Regions from separate parts of the Homo sapiens genome. Here region 1 is linked to region 2. A link is a contact called in ENCODE Hi-C or POLR2A ChIA-PET data. All regions are on one chromosome and are shown on one strand. Each heading gives the region's core, a stretch centred on a gene start or an enhancer-like site at or near the end of the contact. The rest is flanking DNA. Distances are from core to core; before and after follow the strand shown. Region 1 overlaps SNX29 (sorting nexin 29). Region 2 overlaps SNX29 (sorting nexin 29).

Region 1 (5,512 bases), core at 2,464-4,963, 270 kb after region 2:
ACAAACCTGTATTGAATATCTATCATACACCAAGTCTCGTGGCCTTGGAGACGAATAAGATACATTTCCTGCCCTCAGAGAGTTCACAGTCTCATAGGGCCTCCGAGTCAGTGCTATGGAGGAGGTTAAATTAGGGTGTGGGAGCACACGGGAGAGTGTATCATCGTGGATGCTTTCTACGGCAAGTGGCAACACCAAAGTCAAACTATTTTTAATCTAACAAGATCATGTATTGGCTTGTGTAACGAGAGGCTTAGGAATGACTTCAGGAGTGGCTGGAGTCGGGAGCTCAGTATCATCAGACATCTCTATCTTGACCAGTCTCCTTCTCTTGTATTTGCTGACATGAGAAATCAGCTGAGTCTTGCCTGTTGTATCTGTTCCTGTTTTTTTCTCTGCCTGCTTTTTCTCAATTGGCTTCCTTCTTAGGCAGCCACCTCTCTCAAGGCAAAGATGATCAGCTGCCTCAAGGCTTCCATTGTATCCACTAGGCGCCTCAGGCAGAAAGAGCATATTGTTTTCCCAGTAGTTTCAGTCTCAGCACTGATGCTCTGTGGCCTAGCTTGAGTCTCCTGCCTGTCCCAGGACCAATCACAGCGACTGTGATTGGCCAGGTCATTGGTTCATCCCTGGATGGAGGGGTGGATAATTTCTGTCCACTCTCAGACAAGGTTGATTCCCCAAGGAAAGGCTGTAGCACTGTCACCAGGAGAAAAGGACATGGGTAGCAAGCAGGCAAAATATCAAGGGGAGACAGCCTGTGGGGAGAAGGGAAAGAGAGACTGGGGAAGGGTCAGAACTGAGGTGCCACCAGAATTGAGTCTTGAGGGATAAGCAGCATTCAGCTATTGAAGCAGATAGACGAATTCCAGGCAGAGGAAACAGCACTTCTGAGAGCTGAGTTTATGGAACAACGCAACTTCCTCTGGCCCATGAGGCCCACTGAGAAGTCAGCATGTCCCACTAGCAGCAGGTACACGTGGCAGAGCATGTGCACGTTAGCAGGTGAGGCAAAACAGCAAGGCAGGGCCAGTTACCTTGTATGCTTAGCTAAGGAGTTTGGAATTTTATCCTGAAAGCAAAAAAAGTGGCATGGTTTTTAAAACTGGTTTGGCATTTAAAAAAAAAATGCTTGCTTGGGAAGCAGTGTAGGGGATGACCAGTAGCAGGAGACGCTGGGCTAGTAAATAAGTAAATACAGAGAGGGCTGCGTGCATATCAAGGAGAACACCATTTATTCATCCATTCTGCACATCTTTCATGAGCACCTACTATGTGCCAGCCACTGAAAATACAGTGGGAAATTAAACAGTTAAGGGCTCTGTTTGCATAGGCTTACAATTTTTGAGTGGGAAGGAGAACAGATAATGCACACATAAGCAAACATGTAGGTAGTCTCTAGTAATCTCTGAATAGCATAAAAGAGATTCAACTCTACATCTGTCTCTAAGTCAGGTCATAGGAGGCATTAACTTATAAACCAAACAGCATAGAATTTTTTCAATTTGCAAATTAAAACAATTTTTGGCCACTGTTGCCAACAAAAGTAAAATTGCTCAGTTCTGCTTGAAAGATGAGGATGTAAGTAGAGAGATGGTAGGTTTTTCAGAAGCTAGCAGTGAACTATCATCTAGGATTGATCTGCTACTTGATAGCAGAAGGGGCTTTGTATGCTGGGTAATGGAGCCATAGCTCCTTTTGGACAGCTGCATAAATCTTTTTAGGGAGCTGGAAAAATGAGCCACCCAGGCAGACCTGGCATTCTGCTTAATTCTCATTTCCACCTTTCATTCCTTCCCCTTATGCCCTCCGCTCATTCCCTCCTCCTGCAGTGGGAAATCGCAGTAGAAGGCACAAGTTAGGGTTCTATATGGGCATTCTTCAAACTGGAACAACCAATAAAAAATGTGTTTGCTCTCTGGGGCATTTCCCTCAGCAGTACTGTTGGTGGCAGGCAGGTCATGCATTTCACATTGTTTTGGAGACTTTTGCAGATGCCCCCAATGCACTGATTTTGGAAATAATTGAACATCACTGTTTTTTGTTTGTGGTGGATTAGGCTTCACTGCTAAGTTCCAGGTGACTGACGGGGGTGCCAGTAATGCCAGCACCCGAGCAGGGCAAGACATAGCTGCATCTTTTCCAGATTCTCAAGGCAAGTGGTAAAATGAAGGCGTCTTGGGGATCCTCCCTTAGTCTGTGCTTAGGCCACATAGCTCTGCACTGGTCAGCACCAAAGACAGGTCCACCGCAGCTGTCATTTGCCTGATGGTTTCCCACTCTGGGTGTGATCTGAATCACTGGGGGTTAAGCATATTCACAGGATCAGACCACACCCCAGACCCGGTGAATTAGAATCTCTACAGTGAAACCCCACAATCTGCATTCATTTACTTCTTTATTTATTTAGAGATGGGATCTCACTCTGTCGCCCAGGCTGGAGTTCGGTGGCACAATCACGGCTCACTTGCAGCCTTGACCTCCCTGTGCTCAGGTGATTCTCCCAACTCAACCTCCTGAGTACCTGGGGCCACAGTTACGCACAACCATGCCTGGCTAATTTTTGTATTTTTTTGTAGAGACAGGGCTTTGCTATGTTGCCCAGGCTGGTCTCAAACTCCTGGGCTCAAGGGATCCACCTGCCTCAGTCTCACAAAGTGCTAGGATTACAGGTATGAGCCATGGTGCCCAGCCTGCATTTATTTTATTTTAATTTTAAATTTTTTACAGATAGGATCTTGCACTGTCACCCAGGTAGGAGTACAGTGGCGTGATCATAGCACACTGCAGCCTCAAACTCCTGGGCTTAAGGGATCCTCCTACCTCAGCCTCCTGAGCAGCTGGGGCTACAGGCACATGCCACCACACCTAGCTAATTTTTTTTCTGTTAATTTATGCAGCGACAAGGTCTGGCTGTGTTGCACAGGCTGGTCTTGAACTTCTGGACTCAAGCAAACCTCGTGCCTCAGTCTCCCAAAGTGCTAGGATTATAGGCATGAGCCACTTCTCCTGGCCCTGCATTTGTGAAAGGTCCTTAGATAATGCTGATGGAGCTTGCCTGCAGACCAATAACTGAGGACCACCCAGAAGGCGGAAATAACTGGCCCCAGGTACACAGTGAGGTACATAGGTACTCAGAAAGCCAGGGCTGGGACTTCTGACAGGAGTCCGCCTCTCTGTAACCTCCACGGGCTCCTTTTGCTGTCAACCCCATGCCGTTATGTGGATGAGCAAAGAACACAGTGGTGAATATTTTCATGCATTGGTGCCAGGCTTTCCAGCCAAAATGTGGCTTGAGATGAACAGTATCAAATAAGACCTCAAAGAATGATTCTACAATTTTATCATCTGTCTATTCTTTCTCAATATCTTACCACTTAAAATGTGGTCTGTGTACCAGTGACATCAGCCTCATCTGAGAGCTTGTCGGATGTGCAGATTTCAGGCCCCATCCCAGACCTGCTGCATGAGAATCTGCATGTTCACAGGCCCCCAGGTGGGTTGCATACACAAGCAAGTTTGAGAAGCACTGTTGTGTGTCATTTTTGCAGTTGCTATCAGATTGGACCCTTCCAATGAGACCCTTTCCTGTCTCCTTCCTCCCCGCCTCACCTTGGTCCCCTCAGTGGAGGGCACCTGTTGCTCACTTGTCAGATTGTCAGGCTCTGAGCCACGCCTGTCATGGGCAGAGTGACTGTGTGTTATGTTGTCATATTGGGGTGTGGCTGTGTGCTGTGTTGCCCTCTCAGGATGAAACAGGAAGCTCCCAGCTGCAGGCAAGGCTCCAGGCTCTCACCGCTTCTGCCTCTTCCTATGGGCTCTTCATTCAGATTTATTCAAGAATTGTGTTCAACTATAACCCCAGCACTTTGGGAGATCAAGACAAGAGGATTGGTAGAGGCTAAGATTTCAAAACCAGCCTGGGCAACATAGTGAGACCCCATCCCTACAAAAACATTAAAAATACAAAAATTAGCTGGGTGTGGTGGTGTGCCCCTGTACCTTCAGCTACTTAGAAGGCTGAGGCAGAAGGATTGCTTGAGATTAGGAGTTCAAGGCTTCAGTGAGCTAGGGTTGCACCACTACACTCCAGCCTGGGTGACAGAGTGAAACGCTATCTCTTTAAAAACAAACAAATTATGTTTAAGACAGTGGTAGGCCAGACGCGGTGGCTCACACCTGTAATCCCAGCACTTTGGGAGGCTGAGGTGAGTGGATCACCTGAGGTCAGGAGTTCAAGACCAGCCTGGCCAACGTGAGGAAACGTCATCTCTACTAAAAATACAAAAATTAGCTGAGCATGGTGATGCATGCCTGTAGTCCCAGCTACTTGGGAGGCTGAGGCAGGAGAATCACTTGAACCCGAGAGGCAGAGGTTCCAGTGGGCTAAGATCACACCACTGTACTACTCCAGCCTGGGTGGCAGAGCAAGACACTGTCTCAAAAAAAAAAAAAAAAAAAAAAAAAAAGGCAGTGGTAAAAGATCTACATGGTTCCTGCCCTCATGGAATTTTCAGCCTAGCAGAGAATTTTATGGTTTTATTTGTTTACTTATTAAACAAATAACCTGATTTAGTCCCAGGGTCAGTTAGGGCCCTTTACATTGAGATGTGGAGGCTGTGATCCAGTTAAGCTAAGAAGCAACAGGCAGAGTGGATACCAGGGGACATGCAGGCCTGCACCAGGCCAACACTAGTTATAGGGTCAGGGACCTTCTCTCTCTGACTCATGCAGGTTTTACTGCCACTGCAATGGAAAGGTTCTAGTTCTTGGTGAGAACATGGGACCTGCTTAGTGTCCAGGCTCAGGACTGCCTCCGAGCTGGGCAGGCAACATGCTCCGTCCAGATGTGCGAGACTTGGAAGTGAAGCTGCAACTCAAACTAGGGTCTGATGAGGCCTCCTCTGGGCATTTACCTCCTTTGGGACAGTGGCAGTGAGGGGCGGTGGAGGAGGGCATGGGTTCTGGGGTCAGAGTACTTGGGTTTGAATCTTGAGCTAGTGTAGACCAGCATGTCACCTCGCTGTGCCTCAGTGTCTTCAAGTTTCAAGACGGTGGCATCTCCCTTACGAGGGCGCTGTGAGGATTGAGTGATTCGGGGAATGGCTTCAGAATGTGGCCGGGCCCACAGGGAATGCTTCACAGCCGCCGGTGGTGGTGGTTGCTAGGCTGAGGTAACATTTGAGATTTCCTGACCAAAATGCCCTTTGAATGCCACCCCCCAACTCTGACTCTCATCAGCTTCCCCACGGTGGCCGGGGCCTCATTCCCAGCCCTGTTTTACAGATAGGGAAACTGAGGTTCAGAGTGGCCTGCTCTAGGGCTCAGCCTGATCTTCTAGCCAAGGAATTCTTATCCTGGGGTCTGAGGATGAAATTCAAGTGATTAATGGAAAAGATTTACACTTTTGTTCTCAGTACCCTCTACGTGAAACATGAACTTTAAATGTGAACTTAGATGACAAATTATAATAGGAGTAATGGTACCTCCTCCTTTGTCCCCAGTGGAAAGC
Region 2 (5,271 bases), core at 1,181-3,680:
TAGACTGTATGGTTGATAGGAGGCAGCTTGTGGAGCTGAAGGGGTCTGCATGGAGCCCCAGGTTCTCTGTTTATTCTAGAAAGAGGGTTTGGGTTTCCAGGGGAGCTGAAGGGCGTGGACTGAGCCTTCTTTTTTTTTTTTTTTTGGAGACAGAGTCTTGCTCTGTCACCCAGGCTAGAGTACACTGGTGCAATCTTGGCTCACTGCAACCTCTGCCTCCTGGGTTCAAGCAATTCTCCTGCCTCAGCCTCCCGAGTAGCCGGGATTACAGGTGTGTGTCATCATACCCAGCTAATTTTTTGTGTGTATTTTTAGTAGAGACGGGTTTCACTGTATTGGCTAGGCTGGTCTCGAACTCCCGACCTTAGATTATCTGCCCACCTTGGCCTCCCAAAGTGCTGGGATTACAGGCATGAGCCACCACGCCCCACTGAGCCTTCAGGTTTTGGTGGCATTTATGTAACACGTCTACTGGCTAGCTGATTCCATCTTCAGGCGGCAGGGTCTGGCTACCATCCCTAATCGAGACCGGATTTGAATCTATCTTTGAAAGGGAAATTTGGACTTGGCCAATGCTCAGATAAGTTGGGATTATGGGCTGGGACTGTGGTGAAGTGTAGGATGAGGCTGGAGACTCCCTGTTGGGGCTTTTGTACAAGCCAGCATTGCTGTTGTCATGCAGTGCATCTGGGGGTCTGGCGGATTGGGTGCTGCTTTTCTGGGGACATAGCAGTAGCTCTTCCTTTCTCCCCATTTTACTTCCCTTGTCATCCCACAGAGCTGAATGTTCCGATCATGACCGTGTGGTTAGGAACAGCCCTGTTTAGCGCATTTCTCACCTTTTCCTTTTCCTCACTTCTTCTCTTGGACTCCTTCCCCCAACCCAAATGATCTGCACCCCAGTGACAACGTGGAGTGGCTCCGCGGAAGATGGATGATACACACTTGTGATGTTGCTCATGTTTTATGGTTAACTGCCTGGAATTCTTCAGAGTTCTTTTCATAGCAGTTGAAGGCTGAAAGGCACACAGAAATGACCAACTCAATTCTGTCAACATTTGCTGAGTGTTCTTTTTCTGTGTCAGGCCCTGGGAACTGGAGCTTATCTTACACAAATCTATGGGGGGAAAGTAAGTTCTCTAGATTCTTGCTATTCAAAATGAGGTCTCTGAGGCCGGGCGCGGTGGCTCATGCCTGTAATCCCAGCACTTTGGCGGGCTGAGACAGGCAGATCACCTGAGATCAGGAGTTCAAGACCATCTTAGCCAACATGGCGAAACCCAGTCTCTACTATAAATACAAAAAGTAGCCAGGCATGGTGGCTCGTGCTTGTAATCCCAGCTACTCGGGAGGCTGAGACAGGAGAATTGCTTAAACCCAGGTGGTGGAGGTTGCAGTGAGCTGAGATCCAGCCAGTGCACTGCAGCCTGGGCAACAGAGCGAGACTCTGTCTTAAAAAAAAAAAAAAAAAAAAAAAAAAAGACCGAAGTGAGGTCTCTGGACCAGCAGTAGTGGACTCGTCACCTGGGAGCATGTTAGAGAGGCAGGATGTTGCTGGGCTGGCCCACGCCTGTAATCTCAGCACTTCCAGAGACTTAGGTAGGAGGATCACTTCAGCCCAGGAGTTCAAGACCAGACTGGGCAACACAGTTGAGACCCTGTCAGGAAAAGAAAAGGAGAATGTCAGACCTTACCGTCTCAGAGTCTGCACTTTAACAAGGCCCCCAGCCGAGCTGTAGACACATTAGTGTTAGAGGCACTGAAATGTTCTCGGTCTCTGTAGAGAGATGGACAGATATTGACACCATACTGCTATTCTCCCTTCCACACCCATGGCAGGCATCATTAATCAAACAGGATACTTTTCCCCAATGATCCCTGTCTAAACTTCCAGCACGTTCTCAGCACAGTGTTATAGATGGCCACTTCCAGTTGGTCCGAGTTGGCACTCGAGGTCAGGTTCAGCTGCTTTACCTTGCCTCCAGCACAGTCCATGACAGCAGCAGCATCCTGCTCTCTCTGCCTCTGCTCTGGTCACTCTTACCCCTTTCTTTACAACACAGAGCTTTCTTTTAAAACTACAAATATGCTCAAGATATTTTCCTGCTTAAAACCCTTCAGTGACTTCCCGTTGCAATTAAAATGAAATCCAGATGCCTTACCATGACTTGCAAAACCCTGCCTGACTTGGCCCTGCCCACCTTTTCAACCCTGTCTGGTGCGCAGCTCCCCAACCTATGCTGTTCTCTGCCTGTATCACCTCATTTCAGTTCCTGGAACAAGCCGTGTTTTTCCCGCCTCAGGGCTGGGCTGACCAAAGTCACCGTCTCTTGAGTTTTCCCACTGTCCACGTGAAAAAGCTAGGGGCACAGAGACTTGATTTGCCTGAGGCCACATGGCGAGTCAAGAGCCAGAGGGACTTCATTGCAAAGCTGGTGATGCGGGGCAGGCTGCCTCCCTGCAGTGACCACACGAGGGAGCCTCCACCGAGTCTTCTGACTCCTGCTGCTCTCCCTAAGTGAGTGTCTAGAATGCGCTTTTCTCCCCCACTCCCAAATGCCTTGCAGGGCTTGCTTGCCCTCATTCCTTCACACAGACCTTGGACTTGCCACCTCCTCAGAGAGCCATTCCCTGGCCTGCCAGGATGTACCTTGCCCCCTTCAGCATTCCAGCTATGTTTTATGGAGCACTTGTGACAATTTGCAGTATGTCTTATTTATTCCTGGTTTGAACTTGTTTTCGGTTTCTCCACTAGTCTGTAAGCTCCCTGGTAGCAGGATTCCTGTTTGTGTTATTGGCCTCCATAACTAAAGCACCAGCATAGTACCTGGCACATAGTAGGTGTTCAGTAAATATGATTTGGATGTGTGCATGAATGAATAATGGAAATGGTCAGGCCAGTCCTAGGATTTTAGGCCTGGTCTGGATCTAAATGAACATCTAACCAATTTCCATGTCGTGTATGCGGCTAAGCGAAGAAAAAGAGTGGTTTCATCTCCCTGATGTCAAATGGCCAGTTGGACCCAGCATGAGTTTTTGCCAATGTAGAGATACTTTTGTGACTTATGTCCAGTGGACCACATCAGATGGCCCCAAATAAACCTTCTTCCTACCATTTTTCATCTTTTACAATTCCCTTTGAAGAATGGTGGGGTTTTTTTTTTTTGACTGTCACATGATGTTTAAAGAAAAATCAAGGAAGATAAGTTCCTGCATTCTTCAAAGATCTACCGTCAAAGGGATTTACCTAACAATTGAAGTAGTGTAGAGGGTTGCTGTTCTTGGGGTAGTGCCTTCAGCCAAGTCAAAAGGGATGAACTGAGCTGACGCTGAGGTTACCTCTGCAGTCCGACCTGTACTGGTCAACTGTGCTTGGACCTAGATCACTCAGGTAGCTCAGCTCTGTCTCATACTGGTCTGGTTGGACTTACGAGATAATTCAGAGGAACTGCTTTCATTCTTTCTAGGACAGGGTTCAGCAAACTTTTTCTATAAAAGGCTGGATAGTAAATATTTTTGGCTTTGTTGTCCAGATGGGTCTCTGTCACAACTGCTCAGCTCTGCTGTTGTAGCAGCCGCAGACATTGTGTAGATGAGTGGGCTTGGCTGTATGCCAATAAAACTTTATTTACAAAACTTGCATCAGCCCGGATTTAGCCTCAGGGCCATAGTTTGTACACGTCTGTTCTAGGAGTGTTTAAACGAAAACAAAGAAAATGTAAAAGACAGCTTTCATTAGTTGTCAAAGTTTGCCTGCAAACTGTCTTGAAAGCTTCTGAAGCTGGTCCTTGGACTCAGGAGCTTGTTCTTAAACTTGAGAAACATCATTGTCTGACTTCCCGTTTGGGCAAAGAGTCAAGCCATGATTTATCAGTTGCAATAAATAGCTTGTATTTTTCCAAATAGACAATCACGTTCTCTTCATTAGCAACCCATCTGCTGGACCTGCAGTAGTACTGAGGAAAGATGCCTTGGTAAACACAGTAGCAGGATTGCAAAGTGCAAACGAACCCTCTTGCTTTGGTGACAGCTTGTTTGTGGAAACTGGACCATTCTGCAAATGAGTTCATCGATCTTGCCTAAATACTGGAAGGGCCTGTTCAACATTAGGGGAAATGCCAATGTATTTTGAGACAGATCAAACAAAGCTGCAAGTGGACAAATTTTAGCATTTGTTTTTTAACGAATGAGCAGATGGTAGGCCTTGAATGCCCCAAATGCTTATCTTTGAGTTAGGTTGGGGGGAAAATAGGGAAACCAAATCCAAAGTGAATACGTTAATACTGTGCCATCACCTAGAAACTATTTGGGCTGCACGTTGGAGTTGCAATTGTGACTCTTAAGAATAAAAATGTTTCTCCCTTGTAATAAGTCGTATGTATGTATGTATGTATGTATGTATATATGTATGTACTTACTGAGATGGAGTCTCTCTCTGTCACCCAGGCTGGAGTGCAGTGCCATGATCTCGGCTCACTGCAACTTACGCCTCTTGGGTTCAAGCGATTCTCCTGCCTCAGCCTCCCGAGTAGCTGGGACTATCTGTAGGCATGTACCACCACACCCGGCTAATTTTAATATTTTTTTATTACAGATGGGATTTCACCATGTTGGCCAGGCTGGTCCCGAACTCCTGACCTAAGGTGATCCTCCCACCTCGGCCTCCCAAAGTGCTGGAATTACAGATGTTAGCCAATGTGCCCTGCCGGTAATAAGTCATTTAAACATTAAACTGTCTGATTAGGAAACAGAGGCACAGGTTGATTAAATAGGATGTAAAGGTCCCTGGATTGGGTTGTAAAACTTAGTCCCTTTCCACCATACCATCCAGCTCACTAGGGAAAATGAGGAAAACAGAACTTCGTTTAAAGTATTTTCCCTCTCTGTAGACACTTTCTTAAAAACATAATTGAACTCCTGCTGTGCATACAATTTTGTTTGTTGCTTTTTACCCCACTTAATCGTCTATCACAAAGCCTTTTCTATCATTATGTTGACTGCATTGCTGTAATTTGTAACAACTGTGTGATATTCCAGCTAGTGGATAGACCAGAGTTTTAGTCAATTTCCAATTGTTGGGCCTTTTTAAAAAAAAAACAAAAAACAAAAAACAAAAACAAAACTTTTACTATACTGTAAAATGCTGCAGGGAATGCCTTTTGTGTACAGAATTTCCCCATGTTTCTAGTTATTTTGGAGGATGTGGTCTCATAGGCAGAATTGTTGAATGAAGTGCTAAGGTTTTTCTGACTTCTGTTTCGGGTTTCCATA

Evidence for each region. Hi-C counts contacts between places; a loop is a spot of excess contacts on that map. ChIA-PET counts read pairs that join two places held with the same protein, here RNA polymerase II (POLR2A).
Region 1: a loop to region 2 is called in a map of HepG2, with 7 times the contacts of the local background. The contact joins two enhancer-like sites. A Hi-C loop is called at or near these places in 1 of 168 maps with a recorded cell type or tissue (HepG2). POLR2A ChIA-PET finds 5 or more read pairs at or near these places in 1 of 52 experiments (GM10248).

What each region holds. Positions count from the first base shown.
Region 1 is chr16:12,497,283-12,502,794 of GRCh38, forward strand. The region is part of intron 19 of SNX29 (sorting nexin 29); the gene reads left to right. Among named protein-coding and RNA genes, the nearest start is that of SNX29-AS3, 110 kb to the right of the region's middle. Within about 2 kb of position 3,714, at least 2 of the 41 ENCODE cell types and tissues checked have a DNase peak (open chromatin) inside an H3K27ac peak, as active enhancers do.
Region 2 is chr16:12,226,446-12,231,716 of GRCh38, forward strand. All of the region lies in intron 14 of SNX29 (sorting nexin 29), which reads left to right. Among named protein-coding and RNA genes, the nearest start is that of SNX29-AS2, 140 kb to the right of the region's middle. Within about 2 kb of position 2,431, at least 3 of the 41 ENCODE cell types and tissues checked have a DNase peak (open chromatin) inside an H3K27ac peak, as active enhancers do.